Linked DNA regions of Mus musculus: regions 1 and 3 are each linked to region 2. Evidence: chromatin loops called from intact Hi-C (ENCODE). Cell type or tissue: left cerebral cortex. All regions are shown on one strand.

Evidence for each region. Hi-C counts contacts between places; a loop is a spot of excess contacts. Peaks named below come from ENCODE experiments on the same cell type or tissue, not always from the same donor. Only the 100,000 strongest peaks of a DNase experiment are listed, where the experiment ranks them.
Region 1: a loop joins it to region 2, with 2.1 times the contacts of the local background. A loop is called at or near these places in 5 of 42 quality-filtered maps.
Region 3: it touches region 2 in a loop (3-fold over the local background); 2 of 42 quality-filtered maps call a loop at or near these places.

What each region holds. Positions count from the first base shown.
Region 1 is chr14:24,451,126-24,459,125 of GRCm38, reverse strand. Polr3a (polymerase (RNA) III (DNA directed) polypeptide A) reads left to right here. Exons shown (of 31, transcript NM_001081247.2): 22 at 1,821-1,907; 23 at 2,027-2,109; 24 at 3,092-3,262; 25 at 4,178-4,271; 26 at 4,464-4,556; 27 at 5,791-5,955; 28 at 6,451-6,615; 29 at 6,802-6,933. Among named protein-coding and RNA genes, the nearest start is that of Gm47814, 8.8 kb to the right of the region's middle. In left cerebral cortex, no CTCF peak of the experiment used is centred here; no DNase peak of the experiment used is centred here.
Region 2 is chr14:24,136,023-24,144,022 of GRCm38, reverse strand. Dlg5 (discs large MAGUK scaffold protein 5) reads left to right here. Exons shown (of 32, transcript NM_001163513.1): 28 at 5,272-5,415; 29 at 5,659-5,786; 30 at 6,784-6,893; 31 at 7,345-7,454. Among named protein-coding and RNA genes, the nearest start is that of Gm52142, 20 kb to the right of the region's middle. In left cerebral cortex, no CTCF peak of the experiment used is centred here; a DNase peak (open chromatin) is centred at 3,509.
Region 3 is chr14:24,482,923-24,490,922 of GRCm38, reverse strand. It overlaps Polr3a (polymerase (RNA) III (DNA directed) polypeptide A), which reads left to right and starts at 3,865. Exons shown (of 31, transcript NM_001081247.2): 1 at 3,865-4,050; 2 at 6,401-6,536; 3 at 6,668-6,805; 4 at 7,965-8,000. The coding sequence starts at 4,007. Rps24 (ribosomal protein S24) reads right to left here and starts at 245. Exons shown (of 6, transcript NM_011297.3): 1 at 165-245. The coding sequence starts at 167. In left cerebral cortex, a CTCF peak has its summit at 3,791 (motif pointing right); DNase peaks (open chromatin) are centred at 266 and 3,869; H3K4me3 peaks cover 1,914 bases; H3K27ac peaks cover 1,142 bases.

The DNA.
Region 1 (8,000 bases), 320 kb before region 2:
TCATAGATGGCCTTGTGGCCAACAGTTTCTTCAGTGAGCACTGGCTCAGCTTGTCCACTATGTCACTCATATTAAAGACTTAATGATGTGACAGTGGTAAAACGTGTCCTCTCTGTCCAGTCTCTCACAATGAGGAACTCACATGCTCTAAGAGAACTAAAATTGAATGCTAAGCCCAGCCCATACTACAGCTGAGGCAGGTCTGAGTAGCCAGCCCTTGTTTCCTGGCCCTTACCAGAGGCCAGTATGAATGCTATTGGCACACTGGAGTGTGAGACTAATGACGAGTTGCCCATGAGTTCATTTGCCTGCTGAGTGTTGTACGTGCCTTCCTCTAGCATGCGTAGACTCACCCGACAGAATTCCTGGTGCTTATATCAGGCTGGTTTCTTCCATGTGAGTCTGCTGTTTAGAACTGTCATGTCCAGTGTGTGTCTGTCCCCTAGACCCTTTATTCCTTTCAACAAAGTCACTGGGAGCATGTTACATGAGGAGCCACTGACAGGTGCTACCCCTAGTGCCTGTAGGCTGTGGTTTGGTGTGCATGTCTGATGGTGTGTGTCTGTCTGTTTCCATCTCCTCACAGCTGGAAACCTCCAGGCCTCTTCGCCTTCTGCTGTTTCTGTTCCCCTTGCTGAAAGAGTTGTCACAGCTCCTGGGCCCTTAGGTCTCAGCCCTGAACCAGACAAGTGGCAAGGGGTGAAAGCCACTGGTGGGCAGGGTATTTTTGCCCTGAGCAGCACAGAGAGAGGTCTGTCCTGTCCAGCGTCTCTCCACCTTGTCTTTGCAGTTACTCACTGTCCCAAACCAGTTCCAGGTGACTGCTTACTGAGTCTTGAGAGCTTTTCTTTTCTTCCCTTTTCAATATTACTACATTCGTATTTATTTATATTGTGGGTGCCATGGTAAGCATGTGAAACTCAGAGGACAGCTCTTCCCCTATGGTCTTGGGGACAGAACCCAGGCCGTCAGGCTTAGGGACAGGCATCTTTACCCCCGGACACAGTCACTAGCAATGAGTTTTTCTTCCACATCAGTCTTTGAGGAGCTTTAAATAATATGTTATGTACATGGGTATTTTGCCTGCGTGTATGTCTGTGCACTACTTGCCTGCCTGGTGCCCGTGGAGGCCAGACCACAGAGTCACAGGTGCTTATGAGCTTTCGTGTGAGTGCGTGGAGTTGAACCTGGATGTCCTGGAAGAGTAACCCGTGCTTTTAAGTGCCGAGTGTTCTCTCCAGCCCGTTCTGAGACTTTAAATCTTACAATTTAATAAAGCTCTTTCTAAAATGAAGTCATTTCTATCTAGACAGATGTCTGAACTGCAGAGTCACCCTCCATGTCTCCTACCTTCTCAATATAAAGACAGAGTTGACTAGCCCAGGCAGCTATGAGAGCTGCAGAGAGACAGTGATGTTTAGAGTGATTGTCAATGCTTCCAAAGAGGTCTTCCCTGTGGAGTCATGAGGGTTCTGAGTGTGGAGTCTTAATGCCCTGTAGAGTCCCTGAGAGCTGTGCCAAGCTCCTTCCTACAGCATGTGGCTGAGATAAGGAGCCAGAATAACTCATGGGGAAAGGTTGGATAGTGAGGCCTAACGAACTTCTTAAGCAGAGGGCCAGTTTCCCCAGGGTGGAAGCACAGCAGCCTCTTACCAACACACTATGTAAGGGAACCAGTGCCCATATTGCATCCTCCATGCTGTGTAGTTAGCAGTTGCTAAGATAGGGAGCACTGTGTCCATTGTTGGGTTACAGAGTGATTCTGCTGTCTAAATCATTGACAAGCATACAGATTGATAGGTGTTCTATGATCTTTTCAGGAAATAAAAACATTCATTAAAGGGGTGTCCGAGAAGATTAAGAAAACCAGAGATAAATATGGGATCAATGATAACGGCACAACAGAGGTACTGCTTTCCCAGGCTCTGGGGACCCGGTGGTTCACAGATTCAGCTCGTCCTGACTGTGTGCTACAGTGCTTGACAGATCAGCTCGTCCTGACTGTGCACTTGCCTTTGTCCTTCAGCCTCGTGTGCTGTACCAGTTGGACCGTATTACCCCTACCCAAATAGAGAAGTTTCTGGAGACCTGTAGGGATAAGTATATGAGGTAAGCATGCTAACTAACCTACGCTGTGAGGCATCCATCATGTGCTGGACATTCTCTCTGCTGTCAGGATCCTGGCTGGCCTAGTTCATCTCTGTTGATGTGGTAAAATACTTTGTCCAAAAGCATCCTAGGGGAAGAAAGGAGTGATTTTTAGCTCACAGTTCCAGGTTATAACCATTTGGGAAGTCGAGGCAGGCACTCAGTCAGCTGTCACATTGCACCGCAGTCAGGAGCAGAGGGGAAGGGGAGCGGCCTTGCTGCCTGCTTGTCTCTGCTTATGCTGTAGCTTCCTTCATGTTACACAGTTCGGGTCCCAGATGATGAAATGATTCTGACCTCTTAGGTTGGGTCTTTCCAACTCGATTAGCAATCTGTAAAATCCTCCTCAGACATGCCCACAGTCAATGTAATATAGATAATTCTCCATTGAGAATCCGTCTTTTCTCATGAATCTATGTTGGGTCAGGTTGATAATAACAACTAACAAACACACTGCCCAGCATCAATGCCAGGCTTTGGGGAAATTTGTGCCTTTCATCTAGAGTCTCCAATGGGATCCTAAGTTGGATGAATGCCCCTAAACATGAAAGGATTACAAAAGAATTTCTTGAATGTCCTTTGGCCATAAGGAAACATATTATGTACTGCAGATTCCAACTCTCTGGCCGAGTTTACTACCCAGTAAGAACAGACCACTTCCACAGGGTGGACACCAGCCCTGTATATATCACAAGCTTATCACACAGAATTTAGTCATATTGTCTGCCCCTCTGACCCTCTTACTCCCCTGATGACACTTGTTCCTAGCCTGTGCCAGCACCTTCCTCTGGCACAAACACTGCCTGGCCCATGCTGTTTCCATCCTAAACCCGACAGAATCTACATATTTTCCTTTAAGAGGCAGTAACTAGAAGCCTGTCCCAGCACTGTTGATGGCCTTTTCTTTGTTGTGTCATATTTGCTTTTGTGCCTTTTCTTCTAGAGCACAGATGGAGCCAGGCTCTGCGGTAGGTGCACTCTGTGCACAGAGCATTGGTGAGCCCGGCACCCAGATGACGCTGAAGACATTCCACTTTGCAGGAGTAGCCTCCATGAACATCACCCTGGGTGTGCCTCGGATCAAAGAGATCATCAACGCTTCCAAGGCCATCAGGTAGCTGTGCCCTGGTCTGTTTCCTGGGACCAGTGGTCCTTGTGCTCATGAACACCTGTGATTTGTCAACTGGGAAGTGTCTGGTGTCCAGAGGGCAGGTCTGCTGTGTTGATCAGTGTTTGGATTTTTAGAAAGCCATTCAAGCCAAAACTTGTTTTGTTTTATGGCCACTACCTACATGAAATAGAAAATATTACACAAGCCAGCAGGATTGAGGACTAGGTCAGTAGACATTTCACTCCTTTGCGCCATTACTCCATGCCCGAAGATCTGATTGATTATCCTCTGGCTTGATTTGTAGCCATTCTCTATAAGCCCCTAGTGATTCAGTCACATTTTCAAGAGACCTTTAATTAGAACTAGAGATACATCATAATTTTAGGGGTAAAAATTATTCTGTCTATTCTAAGTCTTGCAGTAGAAATAACATCTTAGGAACAGCTAAAGATAGCAGATCCTGGTTGTAGACCAGCAACTGTGGATATCTACAGTGGTTGGAGGTCTGCTTGCCTTCTGCAGGCTGCTCAGATCTGTCCCAAGGGCCCGTGTTGATGGGATATTGTGCCCTGTGAGAACAGAAGATGACAGTGGAGGTCAGAGGAGCAGGGGTAATTATTGGAGAGGGGTAAAGAGAGGTGAAATGCTCTAGGAGTTGGTTCCCTGGAGAGCAGGAGGTCAAGAACTAAGTGGTAGGAAATTTCTTAAATTTTGCCACAGGTAGAATGGGGACCAGGGGTCTCTGAAACTAGCAAGTCTCAGTGAGAGGTCTGTGACGTCCCTTGTTGTGGGTCTCCCTGAAGTGAGTTCTAGTAAAGTCCTCATGGCTGTGAGCAGCACTCAGACTTAATACAGCAGCACACTACGCAGGCAGTCCTGGTCCCTTCCTTGTGAGCTGATCCTTGCTCCTCCTTGCAGCACTCCAATTATCACAGCACAGCTAGACAAGGATGACGACGCGGATTATGCACGCCTGGTGAAGGGCAGGATTGAGAAAACCCTCCTGGGGGAGGTAAGGAATCCCTTTTGATAACAGGAACATGTTTTCCGACATCCTCTCCTCTGCAGTGGTGAGGATGCAGCAGAGTGGCTGCTGTGGATGTAGCCTGCAGCCGAGGCCATGTGGAGAGTGCGCCTGTGGAAGGCTGAGATGGGGAAGGGGCCATGACAGTGCGGGTAATGAACTGCTCTTTTGCCATGGCAGATCTCAGAGTATATTGAAGAAGTGTTTCTTCCTGATGACTGCTTTATTCTTGTCAAGCTCTCCCTGGAACGGATCCGACTTCTGAGACTGGAGGTGAGTCAGAGTTAATGTCTGAGGATGTGATCCTGTGTGTCCTGAGACAGGTGCTGAGAAGCCAAGGGAGAAGTCGGAAGCCAGAGAAACATAAAGAATTTTGGCTGGTGGTTGTTGTTGGTCACACCATCAGCTGTCACATCCTTCTGAGTTGACCTTGAAATACAGACAAAGCACGCCCATCACAAGAAACTATTGATGTGGGCACAGTCTACCTTTACTGGTTTGTTATGGCGTTAGGATAGCTCATTTCTGTCCACCTTCATGTTCTGTGGAGGGAGCCTGGGCCAGTTCTGTCATAGTCACCTGTGCATCCTCAGCACAGCACTTGGCTGGTTTGTAACGTTCTCAGTTGGTGGGTTAACCTGGCCTCCCTTACGAGTATTTGTGGAGATTACAGTTAACTGATAACAACCTTTGTCGGGGTCAGCTGAGGTCAGCTGCTAGTTAAACCTTTCTTAGCCTTGAAAACATTTTGAAGGCCACTGTCAAGTCCCGTATCCTTGTGGCTGCCACCTGACTGCCAAGCCTGTCTTGTGTAACGTGTGACTCTGGGAACACTGGCTTTATAGGCCTTGATATAGCTTGATGGTAGAATAATTGCCTCTTATGTATAAACAAAGTCCTCGGTTTTATCTAGGGATTGGAAAAATATAAAAATGAAGAATGCATTTGCATCTGGGAGTATAGAACAAAACCAACAAACTTCTCAGCCTTCCTGGCCTCTGATTTCCAGACACTCCAGAACTTTCTCCATGGGTTGTGTTTGTTGCCTTGAGTTGAACATGAATGTTCAATGAGAAAAATGTTCATTTTTTTCAGTAAAAAGAATCTCCGGTTTATGAATAAAACACGGGTATTGAACATAAATACATAATATAGCAACATTTGTGGGCTTCGGGAGATTGAATAGTTAAGAATGCTTACTGCTCTTCAGGAGGCAAAGATCCTGTTCTAGTACCCACATAAATCTTAAAACTGTCTGTAACTCTAGCTCCAAGGGATCTGACCCCTCTTTTTGTCTTCATGTGTACCTACACATAGGTGACATACATTCACACAGACAGACAGACACACACACACATAAGTAAAGATAACAGTAACTTCTGTGGCAGAGGAGGTGGCAACAATTGACTACCAAGACTTCTTAAAGCATCCTCATGTCATTAAGGCTGAAAGCCATTGTCACAGACTTCTGCAGATGTCTGATGGTAATGTCCCTGGCACCCTGCAGGTCAATGCTGAGACAGTGCGGTACTCCATCTGCACATCCAAGCTCCGAGTGAAGCCTGGTGATGTGGCCGTTCATGGGGAGGCTGTGGTGTGTGTCACCCCCAGGGAAAACAGCAAGAGCTCCATGTATTATGTGCTGCAGTTTCTCAAAGAGGATCTGCCCAAGGTGAGGCATAGATAGCGTCCTCTCTTGGAGAAACAGCCAGGGGTGCAGCTGGGGACCAGGTCGCTACAAAACCAACGATGGCACCCCACTCCCTCGTGGTCATATCCCTAAGGGCTCAGTCTGGTGGTTCTTATTAACTATTTTTGGAGGTGTGGGAGTGTGTGGTGTGCTTGTGGTAGTTGGCTCTTTCTGCCTGTGGGTTCTTAGAATCAGACTTGGGTTGTCAGGCTCGGGGGGAGACTCTTATTCTGTGACTGAAGCTCTGTCCATCAGTCTTTCCGCTCTCTTCAAGCTAATTGTAGGTTGGGGCGCAGTCCCCTGGACTGTCTTCCCCTACCCGGGACAGTACCTGGTCCCCCTGGATTGCACACATTGAAGTGGGGATGAGCGAGAATGGCATGAGGCAGGTTGTCAGCCCGTTCCTCTGCCCTGTTTCTGAGGCTCTCGGGTGGGACCAAGGGTTGCAGCATCTCGAGCGTTCTATGTTGAATGTAGGTGGTTGTACAAGGCATCCCAGAGGTGTCGCGAGCTGTCATCCATATTGACGAGCAGAGTGGGAAGGAGAAGTTCAAGCTTCTGGTGGAAGGTGACAACCTGCGGGCAGTCATGGCCACCCACGGTGTGAAAGGCACCCGGACCACGTCTAATAACACCTATGAGGTACCATCCATCCCCTTTGGACCCTCGGCCAATACCCGGCACAGTTGCTGACCCCGACATTTGCTCTCTCTTCTCCCAGCAATTGCATAGCAATCTGTTGTGGGAAATGGAGCAGGATTTGCCTTGTGCTTGTTAGGGTAGCTCCGGCAGGGGCTGCAGCCTCTGCTCACTCTGAGCTTTTCCTAGGTGGAAAAAACCCTGGGCATTGAGGCTGCCCGGACAACTATCATCAACGAGATCCAGTACACGATGGTCAACCACGGCATGAGCATCGACAGGAGGCACGTGATGCTGCTCTCTGACCTGATGACCTACAAGGTGTGAGAGAAGGGAGGCTCCAGCCGGTCCGGGGTCGGCAGACAGCCAGAGAGCTTGGATGGCACATGAAGCACTGGTGTGAGGACTGACCTGGATAGGAAGGAAGCTGTCACCACCAGAAAGCCTTCAGTGTGGGAATGGGGCCAGGTTTTCTGGTAAATTCACGGGGGCAGAATTTCAACACAGGTAGTTTTTGGAAGAGAAGTGTTTGAGTATGGCTTTTTCCATGTCCCGAGTCTTACTCTTCAGCAAGACTGGCCATTACCAAAGCTAGGCTGTCCATGGTGACTTGGGTTTTTTTCTTAAAGCATGCTTTGTCTTTGTGCAGATTATTTAGCTGTTTCCAAAGAGTAGGGCTGGGGATGTTGCCCAGTCATAGATTGTCTGCCCTGCATGTATTGGCCTTATGCTTGAACTCCATCAACACACACACAAGTGGGAGTGTAGGAGGAAGCTGCTGAGGGTGTTGGATTCCTCATACTGTAGATTTTTCATGATAAGCCGTTACTGTAATGGAGGGCTTTTAGGAACCAGAGATGTAAGTCAGAGGTGGGGAGCACAGTCATGGTAAATAGCCCTGAGTCTCTGGCTTCTGTGACAAAACCATCCCTGAAGGAGAAGGTGTCTCAGGGGTGGGTGCCTTCTGGTATTGTTTGAATGCATGTACTAGTTCACAGTTTCTGCCAGACAGGTTTCATTCTACTTTTGTGTTGTATGTACGCGTGGGTGTGTAATCACATGGGTATTCCTTCAAGTGGCCATTCTGTGCACGTGGCTGATGTGGTTTTCTTGGAGTCACGTCCATTTACCGTGTCTTACTGACTCCCTCCTGCTCACCCCCTTCCTCTTCCCAACTCGTCCTATTCTCATGTTATCTGTTTAAAGGCCCAATGAGTCTCAATTGGACTGCACACAAGGGCGGGGGTGAGGCAGGGGTCAGTTCTTCAATGGTGTAAACAGTGGCAAGGTCCCCATGTCCCTGTAACAGACCCCGGCCTCACCTTTACCAGTGTTTATACCATTGAAGATTGTCTTTCCCTGTGCCCACCAAAGATGTAAATCCTCAC
Region 2 (8,000 bases):
AAGGTCATTTGCTGGAGGCTTCATGTCCCTAACATACCTCATTAGCATGGGGAATCTCAGGTGTTCACCGAACAGGTTTTATCAGGAGAAAGAAAATTGATCCTGTTAGATTATTGGAGGCTACGTGACATTCCTCAGGCAGAGGCATATATGTGTGTGTTGGGGGTGGGGGGCACTTAGAATTTTCCAGACAAGGTCAGTGAAGGAGAAGCCCTGCTAACGAAGGGAGTCTCCCATATTGTGCCAAGCCCAGGGGCTTTCCTGTCATGATGGACCTTAAGTAGCAGTTTTCCCAAACTCATCTGTAGGTGGATATTGCTGCTGGTAGGACAGTCCTGAGAGTCTGCCAGTGCAGCGAGTGGCTTTAATCCTCAAGGTCTCTTCTTGGCCACCATATTTATTTGTACCTCCAGCCCTGTTTCAGGAGGGAGAAAGGCAAGGCAAAAGTGGCAAGGGTTAGGAGACTGGAGAGATGGCTCATTGCGTAAAAGTGCTTGCTGTGCAGGCTTAAGGACCCAGTTCAGATCCACACAATAAAAGCCAGGTGTGGCGTGTCTGTGATCCCAGCACTGGGAACGGAGAAAGACTGAGGGGGCTCATGGCCAACCAGCTAGCTGAAACAGGAAACTCTGAGGTCAGCGTCAGTGGGTGTGGTTTCTGCGCCATGCATGTTTCCTCTGGCTCATGCTGGTCACTGCTCAGCCTTTCTTGCTTCATTCACGTATCCATCAGTGATTTTGACTAGATCCTTCCCAGGAGGATGCTGAGCTAGGCTAGAGCTGTGTGGACTAGGAATGTTAGAGGCTTTCCTGACTGATGGCCCAAGTAGGAGGAGGCCATTGGTCCTGAGAGGCAAGGGGTAGGTCCCTGTCATCAACACAGCTCCCATGGCTGGGTGTGGTGTGTTCACTATCATGGACAGACAGGGTGTGGGGCCACTGGGCAGTAGACTATGGGAATGGGTTTCTTATTTCCTCCCTCCTTCTTTCCTTCCTTCTCATCTTTCAGATGAAAATCCTGCCAGGCATGGTGGCACATATCTTTAATCTCAGCACTTGGGAGGCAGAGGCAGGTAGACTTCTGAGTTCAAGGATGGCCTGGTCTACATAAAAAATAGCCAGGTCAGCTGGGGCTACATAGTGAGACACTGTCTCAAAAGAAACAAAATAATTAAGCACGGTGACTGTTCCCTGTTATCATCAGGCCAGCTGGATAGACACAGCCCCTGGGGAGTTCTAGTCATCTCTCGATTTCTGTACAACCTATAGCTTTAGTGTGGGATTGTATGCATATAAATGTTATATATATATAATGTTTAAGCATACATAAAAGGTTTCTTTTTTGGTGATATTGTTGGCTCTGCTTTGCCTTTTACCTCTAGAGCCTGAAACATGATCCCTACATGAACAGAGCAAGTTTCCCTTGTGTTACTGTGAGGTTTCTCTTGTGGTTCTTAACCGGGCCCACTTGCCTGCCCTCTTCTTTCTTTTGGGCTATGCTCTTGGGCACCCACTTCTTTATTCTACAGGCACCATCTCACATGTGCTCAGTGAGGGGCTGGTGGGTGTGTCCGTATCAGTTCTATGGAAGTTCTGCACTACTTATTAAAAAAAAAATCTTATATTTATTTTGTATATGTGTGAGTGTTTTACCCGAATGTACATATGTGCATCACGTGTGTGACATTGCCTGCAGAGACCAGAAGTGGGTGTGAGATCTCCCCGGGGGCTGGAGTTATAGATGGTTTTGAGCCACCATGTGGGTGCCAAGAACCTGGAAGGACACCTGTGCTAGTAACCACTGAGCCATCTCTCCAGCCTTGCCACTCATTTTGAAACTGCTTTTAGCACCGGATGCCTTCTGGATTGTTCTGTTTTCCTGCAGTGACCCTTCTGTCACTGAAAAAAACCTCCCTGTCTTATTTCCAGTGGTGTCCCTTTTGGAAAATCTGTAATGTGTGATGTTGTCTTTTCCAATCCCATTTCCTGTTGCTTAGTCTCCACCCACTCTTTTCTGGCCACCAGAGTTCATACTTTGAACTTCTTTGTAGTATTGTTTACTGTTCCTGGGGTAGGGCACAGTGGGGTGGGGGTGGAGCAGGGTGGGGCAGGCTGGGCTGGGGTAGGGTGCTTTGATTTCACTTTCTGTGGCAGGTGGTGTTTTAACACATTGTATCAGAGCATGCCCTGGAAGGACATGAACGTGAGCAAAGCACAAATCTTCCATTACTGTGTAATCAGGACTTGTAAAGCGTCCCTATGGCCTACTCTGTCTTTTCTCTGTGATCGCTTCTTCCCTGTTCCCTTGTCTGTCCTTCCACTCTACTTTGGGAATAATCAAGTATTTCTATTGCCTTGCCAGTTTTCAGTTTGTAGTCTTTTGGGAATTTGAGTGGCCTTCCCCACCTACCTCTGACTGATGGCCCAGGACATCTCGTGGGCTGGTCCTAAGGAGTCTGAAGCTCTAGCCCTCTCAGCTCCACTCACCAGCACCCAGCTTCCATACCATTCCTGTTGTCCCCTCACTTAGTGCATTGGCTGTGTTCGTTCACAGTTCCTCTTCACCTCTCCTGCTGCTATTCACTCCTCCCGCCCACCTGTCTGTCTGTCTGTCTGTCTGTCCGTCTGATTTTTGTCATCTTTCTGCTTCCCTTCAACACTTCTTAGGAATGCTTAGTGTACTCAGGGATGCATTTTCTCCATTTTGCCCAGCAATGCTTTATCACTTTCCCCTTCTATATAGAATCTTAGATTGGTGTTCACAGGCACACCGTGGTATGTCAGGAAGTTGGTACCAAGCCTCCACTAGATGCCCACGTCTATAGGTGTCCTGGGAGCTCATGAGTCACTTGTAGGGGGTTTGCATATGGCCTAAGTTCATCTCTCACATACTTAACTGTCTCTAGGTTACTTAGAACACCTGATTTCAATATTTCTATCTCCAGTTGATTGAATCTGTGACCTCAAAACTATTAATACAAAGGGTGGTCTGCATTTTATTTAAGAACTTTTAATTACCATTCTTAAAGCTAGAAGAGACGGCTCAGTGTGTAAAGGGGCTTGCTGAGCAAGTCTGGAGACTTGAGTTTGATTCTCTGATCACACACACATACACACGTGCATGCGAGCACCACACATGTCCTCTCCCTCACACATGGCATACATTCCCCCACCCCACACACAGTCATTTCATGCACAATTAGAAAAATGCTGTACAGGGAACTGGAGAAATTGTTTCATGAGTAAAGCATACATGGTGTGTGCACATGCGTGTTTTTGGGTGAACATGCACTAAAAAGAGGCCAGAGAAATCTATAATCTTTATTTCTTTTCAACAAGGTCTCTAACGGAAACTGGAGCTAGGCTGGCAGCCGTCTTATCTCTGTCCCCACATGGCTGGGGTTCCAGCCAGGTGGCCATGACTTACGTGGGTGGGGATTTGAGTTCAGGAGCTCGAGTTTGCATAGTCAGCTTCCCAGACTCCAGTTCTCGTCCCTCCCTCCACTGCAGCTCTGGCTCTCTCTTCAGGTTGTGGCTGTTGTGAATGCCCTAAATTCCAGTTTTGTCTCACTTGCTATGGATCTATCCTGCACACTCGCCCGAGCTCCAGTGTCTGACAGCAGCTCTCTGCCCAGCTTTACATTTTACTTGTGCATGGAATAGTGCAGAGTCCTCAAGAGAGGGCCAGGACTCCCTGTGATGCCTTCCAGAAACAGTATGAGGGGGAGATGGAGCTACAAGCCATTCATGGTATCTTGTCATTCTTGTTGGATGTTAGCAACACATAACACACACATACACACACACACACACACACACACACACACACACACACACACACACACACGGGATAGGGAATTTTTTCTCAATCTATAAATACCAGCCTACAGTAATAACTGTCATTTGGAAAGACATACTTCCGATGTAATGGCAGCATCTGAGGAGGCTAGCATGGAGGATTACATCAACAATATTGGTTATATCTGTGTTTCTAATTGTTTAAAAGGAAAGTGCATGGGCGTTCCAAGGTCACGGATGTAGACTACAGACTAATTGGTCCCCAGGTCAGGAAGCACTGTATAGAAACTCATGTAATGCATCCATACAGGCAAGCACATAGATGGGCATTTTCAGGCAAGTCAAGACGGCATTCACTCCCTTTGTTCTGCCCGTGGGGTTAATCTCTGCACATGGGTGTCTGTATTTCCAGGTAGCTGTGTCACTGCCTTCTATCCGTAGCACCCCAACCGAGGTGTGCGGACCCCACAGAGTCCTGGCCTCCCTACATCTACCTGTCAGTCACCTTGGGCCCTCTTTCAGCCTGCTCTTCCTGCCCCCATCTTAAGTCTGGCCTCATCCAGTCTGAGCTACGTCTCCCTAGCACTCCCCTAAGTTTTCACTCTCACACCTGGCATCTTCATACAGCATCTGTCTGGGCATCTGGTGTTGCTGCCTTGGAACCCCAGTTAGCGTGAGCTTCCAAAGGGCAGAGGCCAGACACTTGTATCTTTTTGTGTTTCTGAGAAGCCAGTGTACTGCATCCGGGAGTCTCTAGGAAGGCCGTTGCCTGGCCATCTCTTCCTGTGAGAACTTTGTGCATCTGAGGGTGAGGTTCCCATTGTGTTAACTAGGAAGATTGCCTGATCACTAAAGCTAAACTGAAGCAGCAGCTGAAGCCTCACAGGAGGCTTATCCTTCTGCAGCATACAGGCTGAGCTGGTGGGCACCCAGGGGGAGTGGCCCTGTGGTCAACACCCAGGGCCCTTCTGTCTTCTGTCTGTATGGGCAGAGCTGGCTCAGAGCACCACCTCTTCTGATTCAAGGGCAGGGGCCAACGATGTACCTCATCACCTCTATCCTTCTTGTCCACGTCCTGTGGCTTCCAAACCTTGGAGCTGTGTCTCAAGTGAGCAGAGGAAGACATGAAGTGGTGTAGTGGGCAGGGATAATTGAGGAAGACCTGGAGTAGGTAAGATGATTGGACATCAGTTGTTTCCAGTGTCCTCAGAGGCAGAGAGACTCCTGTAGGCTCTTGACCGACTCCATAGCGGTCATGTTCTGGTGTGTCTGAGATGTAGAACTTGTCCTGATGAAGCCAGACAAGCTGGCCACTATCCCTGGCCTAGTTCTGAGAGATAAAGAAGACAGACATGCCCAGGTAAGTAAGGTCAGGTGGGCCTGATGTAGATGAACAAGGTCAGGGCATGGCTGCCCAGTTCTGCTTTCTTCTGTCCAGGCTGGGCTCGTGACACTGCCCCCCTGTCTCTCTTAGACTCAGTGAGCCTGGCCTATCAGCGGGTCCAGAAAGTGGACTGTACCTCTCTTCGGCCTGTTCTCCTCCTGGGACCTTTACTGGATGTGGTGAAAGAGATGCTGGTGAATGAGGCACCTGGCAAGTTCTGCAGATGCCCACTTGGTAAGGGATGCCCTGTGCCCACTAGGTGTGTCTGTCCGTATTTATCTACCTTTCTGGCCATGCAGAGTAATTGGCATACAGAGTCTAAGGGTTTTCCTGATGCATACAGACCCACCTGTGGCCCTCTGTTCTCTCCAAGAAAGCAGATAGTAGTTCGGGTCTCTATGCTGATGATCAGTTGTGCTGTCTGCATTGGGCCCTTCTGTTTACCCAGCACCTTGACTTCTGCGTCTTCCCATACAGAGGTGATGAAGGCTTCCCAGCAAGCCATTGAGCGGGGTGTCAAAGACTGCCTGTTTGTGGACTACAAGCGGAGGAGTGGCCATTTTGATGTTACTACTGTGGCTTCAATAAAGGAGATCACAGAAAAGGTACCTAGGCCTTTGGCCGAAGGGCTGAGCTCCTCTGGTAGCTGCAACCCTCTGCCCTGGCTCTAAAGCCCTGGCTAGCTCAACTGTCTAGACCTTCTGCTCTTGGTCTCATCCTCCTGAATACTGAGTCTCTGCCTTTATCACTAACACAGCTCCCTGAGAAGGACCTAGGTGACACCAGCACTGTAGGTATATACAGCTCTGCTTTCTGAGGGGTGCTGAGGAGAGCTTTAAACTCTGGGAAGGCCTTCTAAGACCATTCTTAGATGGGTCCCTGAACACACGGATACAGAGAGCCACCCACCCAGTCCCTGACCCCACAAAGGCCAAGAGTGTCTCTTGATGCCTTTGACATCCTGGAGTCCGTATGCCCTAGGGACTGAGTTAGCTGCAAGGTGTGCTAGCAAAGTAGACACTCCTAGCTCCTCCTCAGCCCTCAGGCCTCTTACCTTCCTTCACCAGCTACTTCTCTGGTCTGCAGTTCCCTCTTCCACAGACAGTGTGGGCTGCCCATTAGTTTTCTGATGTGGACAGGCTTCAGTTAGGAACCATGCTCATCAGTGGGGAGAGCTACATGCAGTCTTTCTTAGGCTGCCCCCCTTCCTGGGCTCTGAGGAGCTCCTGGGTATATTTCTGTTGTAGCCCTGCAAAGCTGTGTGTCCCCCTCCTCCACCACAGTTCCCCATTCTTGTTCAGTGGAACAGATTTGTGAGGCCAGGGTAGGGTGGGGCTCCAAGTCCACATTGAGGTGTGACTTGCTGACTAGTTCCTACTTATATCTCAGCAGCCATCAATGGGTGGGGAGAGAGAGAGATTCCCCCAGTGGATTCTCCCTTCCTGGCTTACGTGGTCTTCCAGAAACCTTGTTTATGCTCTCTGGTATTTTTGAGTGTAGAGGAAGGTAGAGATGAGTCCCTCCTGGGGGAGGGGCTGGGGTGGGGTGGAGGATAGTCCTCTTCCCCGCTGTGCGTATTCACTCTCTGCCACTGTCCTTCAGAACCGGCACTGTCTTCTGGACATCGCCCCGCATGCCATCGAGAGGCTGCACCACATGCACATCTACCCCATTGTCATCTTCATCCGCTACAAGAGCGCCAAGCACATCAAGTGGGTGTCTGGGCCCGCAGGCTCCCTGCTGGGGGTGGGCCCAATGCTGGGACGATAGCACTCCCCTCAGACCCAGAACCTGTTAGCCAGGCTGTGCACCTCCTTCCTGTTTGGGCACAACCACACTTCCAGAGCCCCCTTTCTTTCCTCTCAGCATGTGGTGCAGCAGGTTAGAGGAACTGTGTAGCCTGAGCTAAGTCCAGCTCGGCTGCACTCAGTGAGGCCTCTCTCTGCCTGGCATTTCTGTGCTGGTGAGCTCCTGGTGCCAGTCAGTCCACAGTTCCCTATATAGCCTAGAGGCTGTTCATTTAGGGGAAAGCTCCCTAGATCCCCTGCCCTACCTAACCAATGCCGGCCTTCACGGAGGCGCCTGGCACCCTGGACCAAGGAAGGAAGAGGGGACCCAGGGGTAGGTTCAAGACGCATCCTAGTTCCCTGTCTACCCCTGCAGGGAACAGAGAGACCCTGTCTACCTGAGGGACAAGGTGACACAGAGGCATTCCAAAGAGCAATTCGAAACAGCACAGAAGATCGATCAGGAGTACAGCAGGTACTTCACAGGTAAGGGTGTGGGCCCAGCCAGCCAGGAGCTGGGGCTTTCCTCAAGTGACATTCATTCCTAAGAATGACAGCAACGTGGCTTTTGCAGACAGGCTGGGCTAAGCTGCCCCATACCCTTCATTACATAGACATTCGGCCCAAAGGCCCAGGCCAGGGTCAGAGCTATTCTAGGTGGCAGCAGCCTTTGGGCATGGTCTGACCACAACATGCAATAGGAGCCAACTCAGCACAAACACCCCGCAACATAACCACCGTGACCCCAGACAGGCTGGGAACGCAAGAGCCCAGATGGACCAGCAGTGTAGGGGTCAGGTCTAGTTGAATACTTCCAGAGGCCCTCGCTTTGTCTCATTTTCATTTCTAGCTTATCACAGACGAGTAGACCAAATGAAAAAGGGAAATGTTTTAAAAGAAAAAAAACCCAAACTATATATACTGATTTGTTTTTAAATTAGGTTAAAGAAACAAAATGACAAACTGTTACTTTCTGAATGTACCTGGCCCTCTCAGCGGTTGTCCACTGTGCCTTGGAGTAGCACTAGCCTG
Region 3 (8,000 bases), 350 kb before region 2:
TGCCGGACAGCCGCGACTCGGCGACCCCGGGCGACCGGCCTCCGTGAGGCAGGCCGGAGCAGAGTAAGTGGGCCCCGGATGGCTGCAGCTCTAGTGGGGTCCCCGAACAGGCAGGGATGGCGCGGATAAGCGACGGATAGTGCTGAGAGCCCGAGGAGACTCACCATGATGGCTACGGCGCCGGAGCTGGAGAGGAGGAAAAGAGGACCGCTCACTGCCGACCAATCATATCAACGCGCAAGGAAGGACCCCAGCGCGGGGGCGTGGCTAAGGCCTTGGGGTAGACTACAGCAATGCCTGACCGAAAGTACTTGAAGCCACGCCTCGCTAGCCCTTAGCCACGCCCCAGACCTGGGCTCTGGCTGGCCTGAATTGGATCCACTCAAATTGATGTATGGTTACACAATCGCGTGTATATTTCCCATTCCCTTCTTTTCCGTCCTGCATTTGTATTTTGTTGTTTTCTGAAACAGGAGTTCACTATATAGCCCTGGCTGCCCTGAAACTATCGCTGTAGATCACGCTGACCTCGAATTCAAGAGAACGGCCTGCTTCTGCCTCCCAGGCACGTTGGATTTGAGAAATGTGCGCTACTTCACCCAGTAAAGTTCGCTTTCAATGTCATTTGTTTAAATCGGCGGTTCTCAGCCAAAGGGTCACGACCCTTTTGCAAGGGTTGCCCAAAACCATCAGGAAACAGATATTTACATTACAAGTCAAAATCACAGCAAATTAATTACAATTAAGTAATTACAATTAAGTAGCAACGAGAATAATTTTATTTTTTAAGTATTTATTTATTTATTTTTGGGTTTTTTGAGACAGGGTTTCTCTGTGCTGTCCTGGAACTCACTCTGTAGACCAGGCTGGCCTTGAACTCAGAAATCCGCCTGCCTTTGCCTCCCAAGTGCTGGGATTAAAGGCGTGCGCCACCACTGCCCGGCAGGAATAATTTTATAGTCAAGAGTTAACACAATATGAGGAACTGTAGTAAGAGGCCGCAGCGTTAGCAAGGCTAAGAACCACTAGTTTAAATCTTAGAGGCAGGTAGTTGGTTTAAATTGTTTCCACTAAGCAGGGCCTAAGAGGTAGAGGAAGGCAGATCTCTGAGTTTGAGGCCTACAAAGAGTTTTGGGTCAATCAGGGTTGCACAGTGAGACGCTGACTCAAGAATAAAATAAAGTGCCGGGCGGGCGTGGTGGCACATGCCTTTAATCCCAGCACTCGGGAGGCAGAGGCAGGTGGATTTCTGAGTTTGAGGCCAGCCTGGCCTACAAAGTGAGTTCCAGGACAGCCAGGACTACACAGAGAAACCCTGTCTCGAGAAACCAAAAAAAAAAAAAGAATAAAATAAAGTAAAACTTGTCTCCAAAAAAGTTCATCTTGAAGGCATTTAAGAAAGCCATTGGGGTCGGGGTGGGGTGGGGGCTTTGATCAGGGCGTAAAGTAAATAAATTAATTAATGAGAAAAAAAAGGCCTTTCAGTCAGCATCCCTGCTTTACACCAGGGAAATAGCAGAAACCTTAACTACTCACCCCTATTGCATTGACGTGACACCACGAGTTGCTAGTGACTTTTTCATAAGGTTTTTCGTGTGTGAGGCTTTAGGTTCTTTAAAACCAGACCTTCGAAGCCCATGCAAGGTCTTGAAAAATCCATTGCATTGCCAAGAATGATCCTGAATTCCTGATCTTTCTGCCTTCACCTCCCAAGTGGGGCACCACACCTAGCAGTTTATTGGATTGGAAGGGAGGATTGTGGCTCTTTTGGCTTTGAGACTTTCTGAGAGTCTTTTAAAAACTTGTGAGTTTTTAAAAGACTGGTTTTTATCCAGCCAGCCTGGATGACATGGCTGGATCCTGGCTCCAGTTAAAATTTTAAAAGAACTGAGGATGTAGGTCCACTCAGTGGCGGAACACTGTCTAATATGCAAAGGCTCTGGGTACAATCTACATTGTTCAGTATGCAATGGCTCTGAGTTCAATGCCCAGCTCTGGATGGAGAAAAAAAAAAAAAAGAAAGAAACTATCTATTTGAACCAGCTGTGGTGGCATACACCTATGAATGACCACACCAATCTGTGAAGTTAAATAAGAGGATTAGCCAAGAACTTGAGGCTATCCTGGGCTACAAAGCAAGCACCAACATACCAACTAGGGTTACATAGAGAGAACCTATCTCAAAATATATTTTGGGTTTTTTTTTGTATGTGTGTGAATCTCTGATCTGACACAAAATAAGCTTTTAATATTGCCTGAACCAGAAGTTAATGCTTTGCATAAAGTGGAGCAAACATGAATTAACAGCATTATTCCAAGGGAAATACCCGAGTACAGGGCTTAGTGTGCAGAGGAGACCAACCTGCACTTCTGCCTGCACACACACAAACACACACAAGTATGTTAAGTCCCCAAAGCAGGCCCCCAAACGGCAGTGCTGACGGCACTATTTTAAAGTGATGGTCTGGACCCCACCAGACCTTGCTAGGAAACAGACTTAAAGCATTTCTCAGAAGCCCTTAACAGCTGGCTGAAGGCTCCTGGCTGTATCTGTCAGTCTCCTCCCTGCCCAACAGAGTTCTCATGCTAACCACCGGGATTTTCTGAGCTGGCCCCACTCCAGCCATATAAGTCCCTAAAACCTAGCAAGGCTTTGCTGCTGGGAGCTGTCTTCTACTGTTCTTAGTGGTGGCCTGGCAGTTGGTTTTGTTTTGTTTTGTTTTGTTTTGTTTTTGAGACAGGGTTTCTCTGTGTAGCCCTGGCTGTCCTGGAACTCACTCTGTAGACCAGGCTGGCCTCGAACTCAGAAATCCACCTGCCTCTGCCTCCCGAGTGCTGGAATTAAAGGCGTGCGCCACCACGCCCGGCTTCTGGCAGTTTTTAATAGACCGTTCTTTCTCTCCTTGGAGAGCTGAAGGGTTGGGTGGGTTTTTGTTGCATCTATTTACAAAACACACAATTCAAAACGAACCATACATATATATTACATATGCTGTGTAAGAATAAGCGTGTTTATATGTGTTTGTATATATGTTTGTACACAAGTATGTAAATAGATATGTAAATTTACTTATTTATACCAGGTGGGATGTAACTGAGCACTGAGAGTATGGAGACAGGATGGCAAATTCAGTACCCGTCGGGACTATATATGGAGAGCCTTTCTCAGGAAACAACAACAACAACAACAACACACACACACACACACACACACACACACACGCGCGCGCCGGTCCTTGTTTGATTTTTTTTTCTATTTGATGTAACTTTTTGACCTTGAGATTTAAAAAAAAAAAAACAAAACTGCGGGGCGTGGTGGCGCATGCCTTTAATCCCAGCACTCGGGAGGCAGAGGCAGGCAGATTTCTGAGTTTGAGGCCAGCCTGGTCTACAGAGCGAGTTCCAGGACAGCCAGGGCTGCACAGAGAAACCCTGCCTTGAAAAACAAAAAAACAAAAAAACAAAAAAACAAAAAACAAAAAACAAAAAACAAAAAAAAAAAACAAACAAAAAAAGCGGTCCATCCGTCTCTTCTGCTGTTTTTTTGTTTTTGTTTTTGTTTTTGAGACAGGGTTTCTCTGTGTAGCCCTGGCTGTCCTGGAACTCGCTCTGTAGACCAGGCTGGCCTCGAGCTCAGAAATCCGCCTGCCTCTGCCTCCCAAGTGCCGGGATTAAAGGCGTGCGCCACCACGCCCGGCCTCTTCTGCTGTTTTGAGAAACCCACCTGAAAAAGCCATTTTCCCCCACTGATCTGCGCGGCCTAGGTGCATTTTCGTGAAGGAGCCGCTAGATGGCGATCTAGAAGGAGGGCTCAAAGCAGCGTCTGCCAAGCCTCTCTTCATAAAGTCCGGCGGCGGAAGAGGAAGCGGCACGTGCGGCGCTCTACGGTGGCCGGGGAGGCTGCTGCAGCTTCCTTACTCCTAAATACCTAAGCACCCCGGGAAGGTGCGGCGACAGTGGTTTTTGTAGTCGCAGCTCCGAGAAGGGCGTCCGGCCAGCCGGCACCATGGTGAAGGAGCAGTTCCGCGAGACGGATGTGGCTAAGAAAATGTAAGGACGCCCCCGAAGGGGTGGGGGTGAGGTGGAGGCTGAGGTCCCGGGTCCCAGAGTGTCCCAGGAGAGGGACAGTTGTTAAGGGAGCGAAGAAAAAAGTTCCAGGATGGGATTTCAGATCCTGGGGTGGGGGGTGGGGGATCCGTGAGGTATAGCGGGGAAAGTGCAATGGACGGAACAGTGTCAGAACGGGCATTCTGGGCGAAGATGCCACCTCCTGAATCCCTGCGCTGATTACTCTCAGCGGACCTCTTCCTCTGGCACGAGGACACAGTTGTGTGCTGACTCAAGGTTGTCAGCTAGAAAGTGGCAGGCTCAGAAACCAAGCTGCTCTTCTGGGCTCTCTGTTTCAAAGCTTAATTATTAAGCCCTGGTTGTTTGATTTTTTTTTTTTTTGGCGGGGGGGGGGGAGGCTAAGGCGGATCTTTTTGCTTCTTCAACTTACATAAGAGAATGTACTGAGGACAGTGTTGTGCACTAAAGGTCCCGCAGAATGCAGTCTTTCTGCTTGGTCTGTTGTAGAGTAGACAAATCAGCCATGATTGTGGCAAATGCAACGACCAGCAGAGAGGAGACTGAGAGCACCAAGTAATGAATAAGTCTGGGCTCGGTGCAGACCAGGCTCCTTTTAAAACACGTACTGGAGGGACAAGGTAGACTGATAGACGTGAAGCAGGGGACTTACACTATGTGAGTCTTGCAAGGCGTGTCAGACTTTTGGAGTGTTTGGCCAGGACAGAGTTTGAGGCCATGGCAGGGATCTAGACTGGCAATGATGGTGACTTGAGCTGGGTCCAGGGCTCTGAGGTGGATGTGGGGACTTTGGAGAGAAGTGAACTTAAAGGGGCATAGGGCATAAAATGGAAGAGAGAAGCAGAGACAGAGGTAAGAAAAATGAGACTGGAGGAACTCTGTGTTACTGTTCACTGGGACAGGTGTCACCTGGGTGACCTCCGACTGTTCTCAGTCCACCATCTCAGTCCTTCACACGCACCCTATTCACATGAAAGGATCCTCACACAGCAGCCCAGGGATGCAGAGCCACAAGCCAATAGTTATGCCACTCAGGCCAAGGCAGGCAGTCAGGAGTTTGAAGCTAGCCCAAGCTACAGAGCAAGACCCTTCATTTCAGATGCAAACTAGATCTCTGTCACCTGGATCTTCCAGCAGCTCTTGGTAATGCTGACACTTGATTCCCTCCTAAATCCCAAGCCCTGGCCCCTGCAGGCCTTACTGGGCTCATCTTGTACCCTTAGCTGTCTGTGCCGCTTGCCTGTGATTCTCTGGTGATGCCCAGTGCCTGTGGGCCAAGGAATCTTTACCTTCTGCTTCCTATCTTCATTCTCCTATTTGCTCTGTCTGACTTAGAATTCAGCTGGAAGATCACCTTTGCAGAGAGGTGTTCTGACCAGACCCTGGTGTCCCATCAGACTGTACCATCATCCCATGTTATTTTAATTCTCTCTATCTTTTATGAACAGTTAGTGCTCCTACCCCAACTCCAAACAGATAAAGTCTTTTATTCAAAGCAGCACAGTATCTCTAGATGAACTCTTTGTCCATGTAAGTTGTTACTTGCTTGTGTTTCTTAGAAAATGGCAAAGGGGAGGAAGCCTGCACACGTTTGATCTAGATGTAACTTTTCAGATATTCTGAGTTGGAGATGCCCATGCCCAGTCAACTAGAGGTGGCTGACGTAAAGAGATTTCGAAGACGTCTATATATACAAACAAAGGGCATCCCTGGGAGGATTGTGCAATGAAGAGGAGGAAGGGTGGCACCCAGAATGGTGGGGGGGGGGGGTGTCCAATATGCAAATGATAGCAGTGGAAGAAGATACCTCAAAAGACCCAAAAGGACTAAATGAAGACAGTAAAGGAGAGTATAGGCCGGGTGGTGGTGGAGCACGCCTTTAATTCCAGCACTTGGGAGGCAGAGGCAGGCGGATTTCTGAGTTCGAGGCCAGCCTAGACTATAGGCTACACAGAGAAACCCTGCCTCAACCCTCCTCCTCCCCCCAAAAAGGAGAATATACTGAGAGGAGAGGGGCACTGAAGGTGTAGGGAACCTGAAAGCAGAGATAAGGAAGCAAGTCCAGACTGAGAAAGATAGGTTCATCACTAGCTTGCCCACCAAGGGAGTGACCTTGAGAGCAATAACGTCTCATGAGGGAAAATTGAAACTCTTTCCCGTAGGATAAAGGGTTGAAGACCCAGTTACTAAACTCTGTCTGGGTCTGGTGGAACGAGCCTGTCCAGGAGTCAGAGGGCAGGGTGGTTTTGGTTGTGTCCATGTGTGCCTAGATCCATGGGCTTTGATACCTTTCTCTGGTTTGTTCCCACTGCAGAAGCCATATCTGTTTTGGAATGAAGTCCCCTGAGGAGATGCGCCAGCAGGCACATATCCAGGTTGTCAGTAAGAACCTGTACAGCCAAGACAACAACCACGCCCCCTTGTTGTATGGAGTGCTTGACCATAGAATGGTAAGGCCCTGTCCCTCCCAGTGTTCCACAGTTGACACGTGAAATCGTTGGTCCCAGCTGGCTGTGAGTTAGGAAGATTGGGCCCCTTTCTTGTGCTCTCCACCAATGGCTGGGTGTTCTTTCCTCCAAAGGGTACGAGCGAAAAAGATCGTCCTTGTGAGACCTGTGGGAAGAACTTGGCGGACTGTCTCGGCCACTATGGCTACATTGATCTCGAGCTACCGTGCTTTCATGTCGGGTACTTCAGGGCTGTCATTGGTATCTTACAGGTGAGCGAGGGGTCAGGGACACTGGAGGGAACCCAGGAACTGTGGCTGAGGAGGGGTATATCCAGAAGTTTCTATACTGTGCCCATAGTATTGCAATCTTGCATTATGTTAAATTCCTTACAGATTCTCTAATGTTCTGTTTCCCTTGAGAAAGCAATAGCTGCAGAAGAGATGGCTTACTGGGTAAGGCGTTTGGTGCTAGTCTGAGCACCTGAGTCACTTGCCAGGTCCCGCGCTGTTGAAGGAGAGAGCTGACTCCTAATGTCCTCTGATCTTCACACATAAGCTGTAGCTCACACTGAAATAAATACATGTTAAAAGAAAAAAAAAATCTGCCCAACTGAAAGTGGTAGTTTATTCATCGCAAGCCGTGCTAAGCTAGGCGTAACATATACTGGAACCTTAGCACTCAAGAAGCAGACAAGGAGAATCTCAGGTCCAAGACCAGCTCAGGCTGTGCAATGAAACCTGTCTTAAGGTTTTAAAAATCCAGATTCCAACTGTTAAAAACTATAGGACTGGTGATGTGCACGTGTAATCACAGGGCTAGAGAGGCAGAGGCAGGAAGATTGCGAAACTGAGGCTAGCTTGAGACGTGAGTTCAAGATCAGCCTGAACTAAATAACAAAAAAAGATGGTAGGGTAGCTAGAGTTCATTGATATGCATGCCTAGCATGCCTAAGACCCGAGGTTCAATCAAACACTGTACAAAAATAATAACAGTTCCAACACAGAAGACACAAAGAAGAATACAGCAACAAAATCCTGCCATCTGGCCTTGAGCACCGACAACATCCTGGGAACACGGGCTGCCATGATGAGTAGATCTTAGTTTGTGATAATCCATTCCATGTACACAACAAAGCAGAGACATTTAGTAGTAGTGTTTATTTATTTTGTGTGTGTATATATGTCTGTGTGTGTATATGTATATATATTTGTGGGGGGAGCCACTCAATGGGGGTCAGAGGATAACTCGCAGGAGTCAGTTTTCTCCTTCTACCTTGTGGCTCCCAGGAATTGGACTTAGGTCATCAGGTTTGGCAGCAAGCACCTCACCCAGTGATCTATCTCAGTAGCTCCAGAGGTGACATTTTAAAGAGGAAGGATTTTTTTTTAGCCTCTTATCTTTGTCTCCATTCTGCTTAACCTTTGAAAGATGATCTGCAAAACCTGCTGCCACATTATGCTGTCC